2 separate regions of the Homo sapiens genome follow, and region 1 is linked to region 2. The links are chromatin contacts, found by POLR2A ChIA-PET in ENCODE. All regions are on one chromosome and are shown on one strand. Each heading gives the region's core, a stretch centred on a gene start or an enhancer-like site at or near the end of the contact. The rest is flanking DNA. Distances are from core to core; before and after follow the strand shown.

Region 1 (5,746 bases), core at 561-3,060, about 13 Mb after region 2:
ATAAAATGAGTAATTTAAGCCCTTAACCTACACATTATTCTTACCTTGGAATATTTAATAAGAGCTGCGCTAATATTATATCTGAATAATGAAATAAGAGAAACCAAATAAGAAAAATTTGTCATAAAGCCCTATTCTCCTACATTAGATTATGTGCATGGCACACACACGGATCAGCTTAAGCTGGGTGAAACTATATGGAGTTAGAATTCCTGGCTTCCTATCATTCAGTAGCTGTGTGGCCGAGAAGAAGACTTTAATGTTGTAGGACCTTTAAAATGGGCTGTAACTCAAAGGCCCTCCTTCTGGAGTTGTTGTGAATCACGTGGGGTAATATATACTAGTTTACAAGATGGATGTGTAAGCCCGAAGGTGGAGCAGGTTTGCAAGCCTTCTTTCAGCCTAGGGACAGTAGGATGACTCATGAGTCAATTCTTCTCTCCTTCCCGTCATTTCGGGTCCAACTCTTCCTCCTGTAGTCCACAAAAGAGCACGGCTGACCGATACCAAGCAGAGAACCCAGTAGGGTATGTGACCACGTTCAGATCAACAGAACGCAAAGCAGAACGGTCCGAGTACTGCCTCCTACAGCCACTTTCCTTTCTTTAAGCCTCAGCTGCTGCTCTAGGTGTAAAACCGGCATAAAATAGCACTACGTACCTTGCAGAGTTGCTCGGAGGATTGAAGGAGATAATGTAAGAGAGTTTGGCTAGTTTGGCTATGATGGATGGACATTTTCTCTTTTCTAACGTCTCTCTTCCCCTCCTAATGAAACCTCTTCTGAAGCTCGCTAACTATAGCAGGGCTTGCAGCTTCAAAAAAACCTTTCAGTCAAGATCTTGAAATTAGTATTATTTAAATCAGTGCAGTAACACCAAGGTGTAAAAGACTGTTACCCACTGGTGGCTTTAAGAGGATTAGCTGACTGAAGAGTTTTAGAAAACATGGAAACTTTTTTTGTACGTGGATGGATGGAATTCCCTGATCTCCTTATCCCCACCACTTAAACCATGCCTTGTGGGTGACCGTGGAAGGCTGATTGTGGCGGGGACATTTACAAAGCACATTTAATTGATAAGCACTCGATTGTTCTGTAACTATAGAACTAGTTCACCTTTCAGTTGCACTGAGTGCGCCTAAGATAACGATCTTATTTGGAAGTGAGCCCTCGCTAGAAAGAAGGGGAAAAGGGTAAGACCGAAGCTCAAATGAATGACCAGAAAGGATGTTTTCATTCGAATAAACTCAACCCAGTTTTTGACCTCCCCACCCATCTCTGCCAACTTGAAATCCTCCTGGAGGGGCGAGCTGCTGGGGTTCAGGACTGGGCGTTGCGGCTGCAGGAAGCCGTGGGACCTGGGGGGTCCCTCGGCCGGGCAACCCCCACCCACCCCTACAGGACCCTGGTGCGGGGGCGAGCAGGGAGTGGACGCAGAGAAAGTTCCCCGCTCTGCTCCCGCCCTCTCCGAAACTCGAGCCAGCGAGGCTGGGGGCGGGCGGACGGCTCGCAGAGGAATTTGCAGTTTCCGGGAGGTTGAGGAAGCGACCCGAGCACAGCCCCAGCAGACGCAGCCCTAGCGCCCGGCTTTCCGGGTTCCGCGACGCTGTCGGGAGAAACCCGCGCGCCTGGAAGGGGCGGGCCGGGCTCCCCCCACCTGCGGGCGGGCGGGGAGGGTCGCGGCCGCGCGGGGTGGGGCTCGGCCGGTCGCCCGTCCGGGGCGGGGCCCAGGGAGGCGGGGTCGCGGGCGCACCGGGGCCGAGCCGCGCCTGGAGCCTGGCGGGGAGGCGGCAGGAGGGGCCGGGAGAGCCTGATTGAGCGGCGGCCGCAGCTGCATAAGGACTGCCCGGGGCTGCGCGCCGGGAACCTCGCGGGGCTGGCGGGCGCCGCACCCCCTCCCTGGCCGCCTGCGCCCCGGGGAGGCCGCCCGCGCGCGACGGGACCGGCAGCATGAGCAGCGGCTACAGCAGCCTGGAGGAGGACGCCGAGGACTTCTTCTTCACCGCCAGGACCTCCTTCTTCAGGAGAGCGCCCCAGGGCAAGCCCCGCTCCGGCCAACAAGTGAGTGGCGCGCGGCGGGCGCTGCAGCCCGCGCCCCAGAGTTCCGGGGAACCCGCCAGCCCGCGCCCCCTGCCTCCACGTGTCTCTGCGGGGCGCTCGGGGGATGCTCGCCGGGAAGGAGGAGCGGGCCGAGAAGTGGCTTCTGCCTTTTCGGGTCCCGGGAACGTGCCTGGAGCTTGTGCGTGTAGGCGAGGGAAGGCGGAGGAAGGGCGGGGAGGCTGAGGGCCGGCTTCTGCCTTCCGCGCCAGATGGCCTCTGCAGCTCCGCCTCGGGCTGCCGCCTGCGGGGAGCAGCCCCGGAGCCAGCAGGCGTCCCCGGGCCACTCCCCCAGGTTTCCCCTTCGCGTCCCCGCTGGGTCGACGGTCGGGTTCGCGCGCCTGTCCTTCCTGTTAGTCAGCTTACTCATCTGTGGCCCCCAGAGTGGCTTGGGTCAACGTGTAATAGCTAGGGGTGGCCGGGTGACCTGACCTCCCCTCTTCCTGGCCCGGGCGACCTGGTGGAGTGGGGGTCCAAGGGCACCGTGGGCCTCGCCACCATAGGCTCTCACTAAATCTCCGTTGCGGGACTCAGGGTTGTGCGTTTTCTGTAAAGCTAGGTTTTTTGGTGCCCAGATGTTTTGCAAACAAGCTCCTATGCTAAATACTAGCCAGCGACAGCTAACCTTTTCGCCGGTTTCTTCCTTTTTTGGAGGCAGCATGCCGTGGGAAGCACGAGTTGGGAAAAGATGGGAAGGGAACTTGTGCCAGTTTCGCCAGCTGTAGCCGTGTTTTTTGGGAGGCCTTCCCGAAACGGGGCACGTCGGCTGGACTGAGGAGCCCGGTGCTAGAGCCCGCGGCCTCCTGGCACTAGGAGCCGCACCAGGGGAGCCGGGCCAACCCGGCCACGCTCACATCAGATTACAGAAGATTGTAATGGCACAAATTTGTTGCTTTTAGAAAACAGGCGTTCGCCAAACATTTCTATTAATACCGGACTGAGACCTAGAGACTAGAAGCAAGAAGAATCGTTCAGGGGCCGGATGATAACTTCTTTTGGTGGATGTGGGAGGGTGCAATCTGTCAGGGTGGTCTTGCCAGACCTCTTAAGTTTAGCCACTTTCTGAAGTAAAATTCTTTCTAAAATTCGGAAGTTCTAGTCTTTTCAGGCTCTTAAGTCCCAAACCAGGAGGAGGAGAGGAGACGGTGAAGGGTAAGCTGAAGTCAAGTGCCCTTATTCAGTAACCGCAGTTAATCTCAAGTCCCGGTGCCATAGTTGTCCGTCTTGTATTGTTTCTAAGGCTTAAGGCCCCACTATTTACGAGTCACTTTGAGTGGGATCTCTTACTTTCAGCAGAGTGTGTTCTGAGAGCATGAGATTGCTGTGAAGTTTGGAAGTTGGAAACGCCCTCTCCTCCCCCATGCCCACCCTCCCTGGGTTGTAGAAAAATTGCATTTGCTTATGCTTTTTCCATTTTTGCTTTCTCTTTCTTGGCCTCTCTCTTCCCCTTCTCCGTTTTGCATTTTCTCCTTTCATTTATGTTGCTTTCACCACTTGACATGAAAAGGAACTCATGGTAGTTTGAAGTTTATTCCAGAGGTGTCTGCTAATCTCCTGAAAACTGGCTGGTTCTTGGATTCTCCAGGGGTGAGATGCCACAAGGGCCAAACTATTCAGGTTTGAATTGTATGAGAATCCTTTAGTGCTTTAAAGAGTAAAGACATCAGTTTTTTTCTAGGTTTATATGCATTTAGCGTTTCTTTTTTTTTTTTTTTTTTTGAGATGGAGTCTCACTGTGTTACCCAGGCTGGAGTGCAGTCGTGTGATCTCACTGCAACCTCAGCTTCCCTGGTTCAAGCGATTCCCTTGCCTCAGCTTCCCGAGTAGCTGAGATTACAGGCATGCACCACCACATCTGGCTCATTTTTGTATTTTTAGTAGAGATGGGATTTAACCATGTTGGCCAGGCTGGTCTCGAACTCCTGGCCTCAGGTAATCTGCCCGCCTTGGCCTCCCAAAGTGCAGGGATTACAGATGTGAGCCACCGCCCCCGGCACATTTATTGTTTCTATGTTGTATGCAATCATTTATGTATCATCTAGCATATATATTATACTCAGGGTAGTATTATTTAGCATTTAGAATTAGTCTAACATTAATATGTATTTTGAAATATCGTGTTGGAAATCAGGACAGGAAGACATAGTTCGTGGTTGAAGAGCTTCATATGTGTATTTGAAGCTTTATTGCCTGCATATTTTTCCCTTCTAACATAACACATGTAAGGTGCTGAGTTGTAGAAGTTATTTGCCAGGCAGAGAAAGTGTTCTAAACTACGAATTTTAGTGAGCATTGTGGTTTATTTAAAGAAGTGATATGAATGTTTTAAATTCCTGGTAAGATTGGTGAATTAGGGAAGTAAAACATCATAAATATAAAGCAAAACACTCTTAATGTAGAATGTTCCTTTTATCTAACGTTAGATAAGCCTTTTTCTTCATTTTCATGCTGATGATTATAAGAATAAGATAAGCACTTCTGACATACATCATAGTAGTGAAATTTATCCTTTCTCTAGAGAGATGGAAAGAGAGGTATTGCTAGAAGGATCTATTAGAGATACAGTGATTTTTTTTTTTTTTGGATGCTGTACCACCTGGTGGAAAAGTGAGAAAAATGAGGTTTCTAGATTTCTTGAAAATATCCGGAGAAAACAAGATGTTTGTGGTAAATGCAGAATGGGGAGAAAGGGGTGAGGGAGCGGGTGGACTGGAAATTTCTTTCTTCTCTTGCCAGGCAAGGGAACATAGTGCAACTTCTTTCTATCCCCAACAGTAACAAAAACCTTATAAAGAAAATGTTTTCATTTTTTTTCTTACTTTAAACCCCATTCTTAACAACAAGAACAACAACAAAAATGGAAAAGGGTTAAAAAACCTGTCTAGGCCACGTGTGGTAGCTCATGCCTGTAATTCCAGCACTTTGGGAGGCTGAGATGGGAGGATTGCTTGAGCCCAGGAGTTTGAGACCAGCCTGGACAACATGGTGAAACCCTGTCTCTACAAAAAAAATGCAAAAATTAGTCAGGCATGGTGGTGCTCGCCTGTAGTCCCAGCTACTCGGGAGACTGAGGTGGGAGCATTGCTTAAGGCCGGGAGGCAGAGGTTGCAGTGAGCTGTGATCGCACCACTGCACTCCAGCCTGGGCAACAGAGCGAGACCCTGTCTCAAAAACAAAACTGTCTAAAAGATATAAAGGGAACGAACATATGACGTTTTGTGGCAGTTTGAATGTCATGTTTATTGTATCCGCAGGGTCTCGATCAGTACCTGATATACAGTAGTTGCTCAGTGAATGCAAGCTGAATGAATGAATGTTTTCCTGATTTGATAGTAACTGGGTCTTTACCATTTCTTTTTTTTTTTTTTTTTGAGATGGAGTTTCACTCTTGTTGCCCAGGCTGGAGTGCAATGGCGTGATCTCGGCTCACTGCAACCTCCGTCTCCCGCGTGCAAACGATTCTCCTGCCTCAGCCTCCCGAGTAGCTGGGATCACAGGCACCTGCCACCATATCCAGCTAAATTTTGTAGTAGAGACGGGGTCTCACCATGTTGGCCAGGCTGGTCTTGAATTCCTGACCTCAGGTGATCTGCCCGCCTCGGCCTCCCAAAGTGCTGGGATTACAGGCGTGAGCCACCGCACCTGGCCCCT
Region 2 (5,744 bases), core at 2,516-5,015:
ATGTACATAGAGGTAGAGAGAGGTCAGGTGACTTGACCAAGGGCACAGGAGAGTCAGTGGCAGATTCAAACTTCAAGGCTCTGTCGACCTGCCCCGGACCCCATCCTCCTGACACCACACAGAACCTCCTCTCAGGAAATGGGGGTAAGGCTGATGGGGACTGCTCTGGTCCCCAAGGCTCAGGACACACTGGAAAACAGAGGATCTCAATTCTGCTCCACACCGACGCCTGTCCCCACACCCTGAACCATGAGCAGAGATAACAGTCTTGCCAAGCTGTTGGTAGGCTAACAGCTAGGCACACACAGGCCAGAGAAAGGAAAAAGAATGATGAGGTGACCAAATAAATAGGAGAGTAGAGTCAAGGGTAGTAGCTCACACCTGTAATCCCAGCACTTTGGGAGGCTGAGGCGGGTGGATCACTTGAGGTCAGGAGTTGGAGGGCAGCCTGGCCAACATGGTGCAACCCTATCTCTACCAAAACATAACAAACCCAAACAAACAAATAAAAAATTAGCTGGGTGTGGTGGCGCAGGCCTGTAGTCCCAGCTACTTGGGAGGCTGAGGCCAGAGAATCGCTTGAGCCCAAGAAGGTGAAGCTGCAGTGAGCCAAGATTGTGCCACTGCACCCCATCCTGGGTGACAGCAGAGTGAGAACCTGTCTCAAAAAAGAAAAAAAAAAGAAATGTGAAAAATGAAAAGTAGGTATGTTCCTAGTAGACTGTAAGCTCCAGGAAGGCAGGGATCATGTCTGCTTATCATCATATCCCTGGTGCCTAAGATAATATCTGGTATATAACTAGGTTCATGAATATGGGCTGAAAACAATTGAAGATACGAGGTCACGTCATAGCCACATCACTTAGCCTCTTATTATTTCCTACCTTTTCCCTCAAAACACACACCCTACTTCAAATGTTTTGCCTCCATTTCCAGTACTGGGGCTACTTAAAAATGATTTCAAAGACGTGGTACAGGCCGGGTGTGGTGGTTCACGTCTGTAATCCTAGCACTTTGGGAGGCCGAGGCGGGCGGATTACTTGAGGTCAGAAGTTCAAGACCAGCTTGGCCAACATGGTGAAACCCCGTCTCTACTGAAAATACAAAAATTAGCCAGGCATGGTGGTGTGCGCCTATAGTTCCAGCTAGTTGGGAGGCCGAGGTGGGAGAATTGCTTGAACCCGGGAGGTGGAGGTTGCAGTGAGACCAAGATCGCGCCACTGCACTCCAGACTGAGCGACAGAGTGAAACCCTGTCTCAAAAAAAAAAAAAAAAAAAAAAGAGAGATTTCCAAGGTGTAGTATTGGGTTCTGGAGAACCCAGACCACACTGGCCCCTTCCTAAAGCGCCCGTCTAATTTCTCATTCCAAGCCTTCCTCCTGTGGCCAGTTTCTCCTGCATCCCACTCTCTCTTCTGCCTCATGAACCCTCATTTTGACATGAGGGGTCAAAGGCAGGTTTAAAGGCAGAAGACCCAGCTTGAGTACTGCTTCTACTAGAGGTAATCCCTATAAGCCTCCGTTTCCTTATCCAAAATGGAACCAAATTATAGTAACCACCTCATGGGTTATTGTGAGGATTAAATTGATAATATTTATGGAAGGCACTTAAAACAGGGCCTAGCATGAAGCAAACACTATATATATGTTTGTTATTATCATTGCTATTATTTTGAACTGAAGTAAAGCATGCATATAAAAATGTTTTAAATTATAAAGCATTTTAAAAATGTAAAAGATGGCCAGGCACGGTGGCTCACGCCTGTAATCCCAGCACTTTGGGAGGCCAAGACGGTTGGATTGCCTGAGCTAAGGAGTTCGAGACCAGCCTGGGCAACACGGTGAAACCCCATCTCTACTAAGATACAAAAAAATCAGCTAGACTCTGTCTCAAAAAAAAGAAAATGTAAAAGATTACTCTGATAATTTTATGGTGAGTAAATCTTGGGGACAAGAATATGAGCTTATCCCAAGTTCCTTCAAAATGCAGAAAAACCTTACAGGAGCAAATTTTTTCTGAGTCACTTTTCTTAACTGCCAGCTAGTACTTCCAGGAACAAAACAGAATAAATGGCTACATACACACACACTGACACACAATCACTCTATGGTATTACCTTGTTAGTTTTAATGTTTAGCATCTACTTGTCCACCCCCAGAATAAAAACTCCATGATAGAAGTTTTGTCTGAATTGTTCAGAGCATGGCACTGAGTGGGTATTTTTGTTGAACTAATGAAGAAATGAAGTTCTACAGCAGATAAGCGGAGTACCAGGTCACAGAAGTATCACTTTGAGGACCAGGACTTGAATGAAAATGGAATATATGGAATTATTCCTCAGAAGGCCTCTGCCAGTCAATGGTGGCTGCCTTAGATTGCTAAATAAGGGGCATGGGACACATGTATATGAACAATTGAAGACCAGCCCTCTACTTTTGGAACAAGGAATTTGGGAAGGGCAGATGAGGTTAAAAATCTCTGCAAAGAGCCTCTTTTCTTTGGCCCAGGAATGCTTCCCGAACTCTTCTGATTTCCCCCTGCCCAGCCGCAGAGGCTATTCTGTGAAGGTTTTAGGCTTCCAGTCGGGCTGAGTGGGGTATTCTGCCGCGAAAGTGGAGGTTAGAGGGTATGCTGGGAGCTCCCTTGGCCTTGCCAGGTGAGCCTGCCCAGGGAGCCTGCATCGGGCCCATTATTATGACTATTTATTAATAATAATATCGATATTAAATATTTATGAAGTGCTCATGCTCTGCTAGAAGGTGGCCCTCCCATCACTGACCCACCCTTCCAGCAACGCCTGGGTCCCTACCCCCGGGTCCCACCGGTCGTCCCGGAGTTTGTTCATTCGGGAGAACCGTGACAGGTCACCCTGGCCGCCCCAGCTGGCCCTAACCGCCGGGAACCCAGGCGTCCGTGTTCTCCAGAGAGGCAAGGATCCGCTTCTGGTCGCCACTGGTTCTGTGTACAGAGCGTCCCCTGTGGTCCGCACCCCACAAGGGCTCCAGGGGCAGAAACGGGGAGGGGCCAGGTCGGGGTTCCCCACCGGGTCCACCTGGCGGCCGCCCCCTCCGCTCCAGGTCCAGAGCGGCCCGCGGGCGGGCGAGGGCGCGGCCCCCGGGTGTCTAGCCCCAGCTGGGCAACCGCGCGCTGTCCCGCTCCCGCAGCTCCCCGCCGCCCCGGCCCAGCATCCCGCCGCCCCGGCCCCGCGGCTTTTTTTCTCTTTATCATAAATATATAAATTATGCTAATTACGGGCATTGCATATTAACCAAACCCGAAACCTCCCCTGCCCGGCCCCCTCCCCCTCCGTGCAAACCCCTCCCCGCCCCGGACCCCGCTACTTACCGGAGCCCGAGCCCGAGCCGCCTTCGCCGCGGGTGTCTGGCGGCCACCGATTAGAGATTCATCTCACAGCCCGGGCCAGGGGGCCGGGGCCGGGGCCGGGGCCACGGCGGCCGCCGCCCGCAGACAAAGAAGCCAGTGCGGCTTGGCTGGGCTCGGCTCGGCCCGGGAGCTGGTCGGGACCCGCCGCCGCCCCCAGGCCCCCAGCCTGGGCTGGGCAGAGCCGAAGGGGGCTCCGCAGGCTAAGCCGGGCGGAGAGGGGACGGCCGGGAAGCGGGAAGGGGAAGCCGGGTGGGGGGGCGGTCAGGTATATATTTTTCTTCGTTCCCCCTTCCACGACCCCCCCCTTTTCCCTCCCCCCCTTTTTTCCCTCCTTCTGCTACTTGGATTTTTTTAGCTGCTGCGTCATGAGCATAATTTATGCAAAGAGCTTTGCCGCATGCTGCACCGCCCGCGCCAGCCGCCGGGGGCGGCGGGCTGGGAGGGCGGTCAGGGAAGGGAGGGGAGCACGGGAGCCAGGAGCGAGGGGTGGGGGTGGGGAGGGGACCCTCTGGCCCTGGCCGAGCGGGAGGTCCCGGAGGCTCTCTCCCGGGACAGGGATGGACGGTCAGTGGGTCTGGTTACTCAGCCCCTCCGAGGTGCCGCGGAGGTGGTTTCATTTCGGAAGGTGCCAGAGTAGGAGCTGGAGTCCGGACCCTCCATGCCACATGGCCTTCAGCTGAGGGTTGGGGCGGTGACTCCCGGCCACCGCCTTTCCTCTAGGTAGTCAACTGTCCTCAATGTTGAAAGTCAAGTTTATGTCTATCCCTCCCTCCCTAGAAAGGCGGGGGAACTCAGACATCGCTCAGCCAACGTGGAGAACCTCTGAACAGCTGTGCCCCAGCGCCAAAGCAGCGAAGGGTCCCAGGTCTCTCACCCGGTGGCGGCCGTGGGCTGTGTTGTCTAAAAGCAGATTTCCGGCCTTCTTGTCCAAGTAGACAAGGAAATGTGAACAGAAAGACAAAGTTCAGTGGAATGGTGAAAAACCTCTAGCAGCTTCTTAAGGTAGAGAGGGGACCAGAAAAGGGGTGGATGTGGGTGGCTGAGGGAAAGCAGATTGGAGAAGTGGTGGACAACTGAAAGAGGAAAAAGTTGGAAGACCAAAGTGGAAGCGTGGGAATGGAGAGAAGAACTGGGAAGGAAGGAGGCTCTGTAAATCCAGTGAATGTGGATCCCAATACTGAGGCCACCTGCTGTCATCCTAGGCTGTTCCCCCTCCCACCCTCTCCCGATATTTGGTGGTCTGAGGATAGCTAGAGGTAGATGGGTTAGAGGCAGTGTGAGAATGCAGTTGGAGGCCTCAGTCCTCCCCGGGACTGCTCCGTAAGGCCTCGTGGTGGAAGGGCATTGAATGGCCCGGCCTCGTCGTTAACCTGGCCAGTGGACTAGGCTGTTATCAGCTTGCTGTTTCCATCTGGAAGTGAGCAGGTACTGCTGGCGGCGGATTTATGAGTAACCAATGTATTAGGAGTCAGAATACTTAGGTTTTAGTCCCAACTCTTCCACTAGCCGTCCAGGCAAGTAATTTAACTTCTTCATTACTTATAAAACAAGGATAATATTTATAATGACATTTATAATGACTACTTCATAGGGTTAAGTTTGTGAGCCTGTATGTGAAAAAACTGAAAGCTGCAAGCTCTATACAACTGTAAGGTGTCATTCCTTGTACAATAGTTTGAACTCGTTTTAATGGCCCTGTGAAACTCTACTGCGTGGCTTGATATTACAGTTCTTGGGGTTTTTGTTTGGCCGGTAGTCCCTGTAGTTTCTCTCCCTGGACTGTGAATTCTTTGAGAGCACTGGTTGTGACTTACTCATGTTTGTATTTCCCACTACTCTTTATGTGAAGGAGGGGCTCAGTATTGCTGCTGAACTTTGTCACATGAAGGTTGAAACTTTTCATTTATGTCACTTGGTTTGGTGCTACACATAGATCAAAGGCTTTGGATAGCATGGATATCAGCGACAGTTTGAAGAAAGAAATATGGATGTGATCAGAGGAGTTCAGGGAGACATACATAAAAATGTTAATCACGGTTTTCTTTATGTTGTATACACTTCTGCATTGCTTAAATATTTGATGAGCATATATTACTTTTTGTTTCTGTGTTTATTGGGGCATAACATGTACACAGTATGTGTATACCTTGATAAATTTTTACATGTATATACATATGTACGTGTATGTATGTGTGTATACATATGTACGTGTATGTATGTGTGTATACATATGTACGTGTATGTATGTGTGTGTATACATATGTACGTGTATGTGTGTGTATACATATGTACGTGTATGTGTGTATACATATGTACGTGTATATGTGTGTATACATATGTACGTGTATATGTGTGTATAC

What was found. ChIA-PET counts read pairs that join two places held with the same protein, here RNA polymerase II (POLR2A).
Region 1: POLR2A ChIA-PET joins it to region 2 with 11 read pairs in naive thymus-derived CD4-positive, alpha-beta T cell. The contact joins the promoter of RASSF3 here to the promoter of POU6F1 in region 2. POLR2A ChIA-PET finds 5 or more read pairs at or near these places in 2 of 52 experiments (OCI-LY7 and naive thymus-derived CD4-positive, alpha-beta T cell).

What each region holds. Positions count from the first base shown.
Region 1 is chr12:64,608,685-64,614,430 of GRCh38, forward strand. It overlaps RASSF3 (Ras association domain family member 3), which reads left to right and starts at 1,811. Exons shown (of 5, transcript NM_178169.4): 1 at 1,811-2,059. The coding sequence starts at 1,949. RASSF3-DT (RASSF3 divergent transcript) reads right to left here and starts at 782. Exons shown (of 2, transcript NR_187549.1): 1 at 661-782. RefSeq lists enhancers at 351-400, 621-680 and silencers at 1,311-1,380, 1,541-2,060, 2,271-2,340.
Region 2 is chr12:51,214,297-51,220,040 of GRCh38, forward strand. POU6F1 (POU class 6 homeobox 1) reads right to left here and starts at 3,766. Exons shown (of 11, transcript NM_001330422.2): 1 at 3,346-3,766. RefSeq lists silencers at 2,940-3,199, 3,430-3,589, 3,790-3,939 and an enhancer at 4,090-4,149.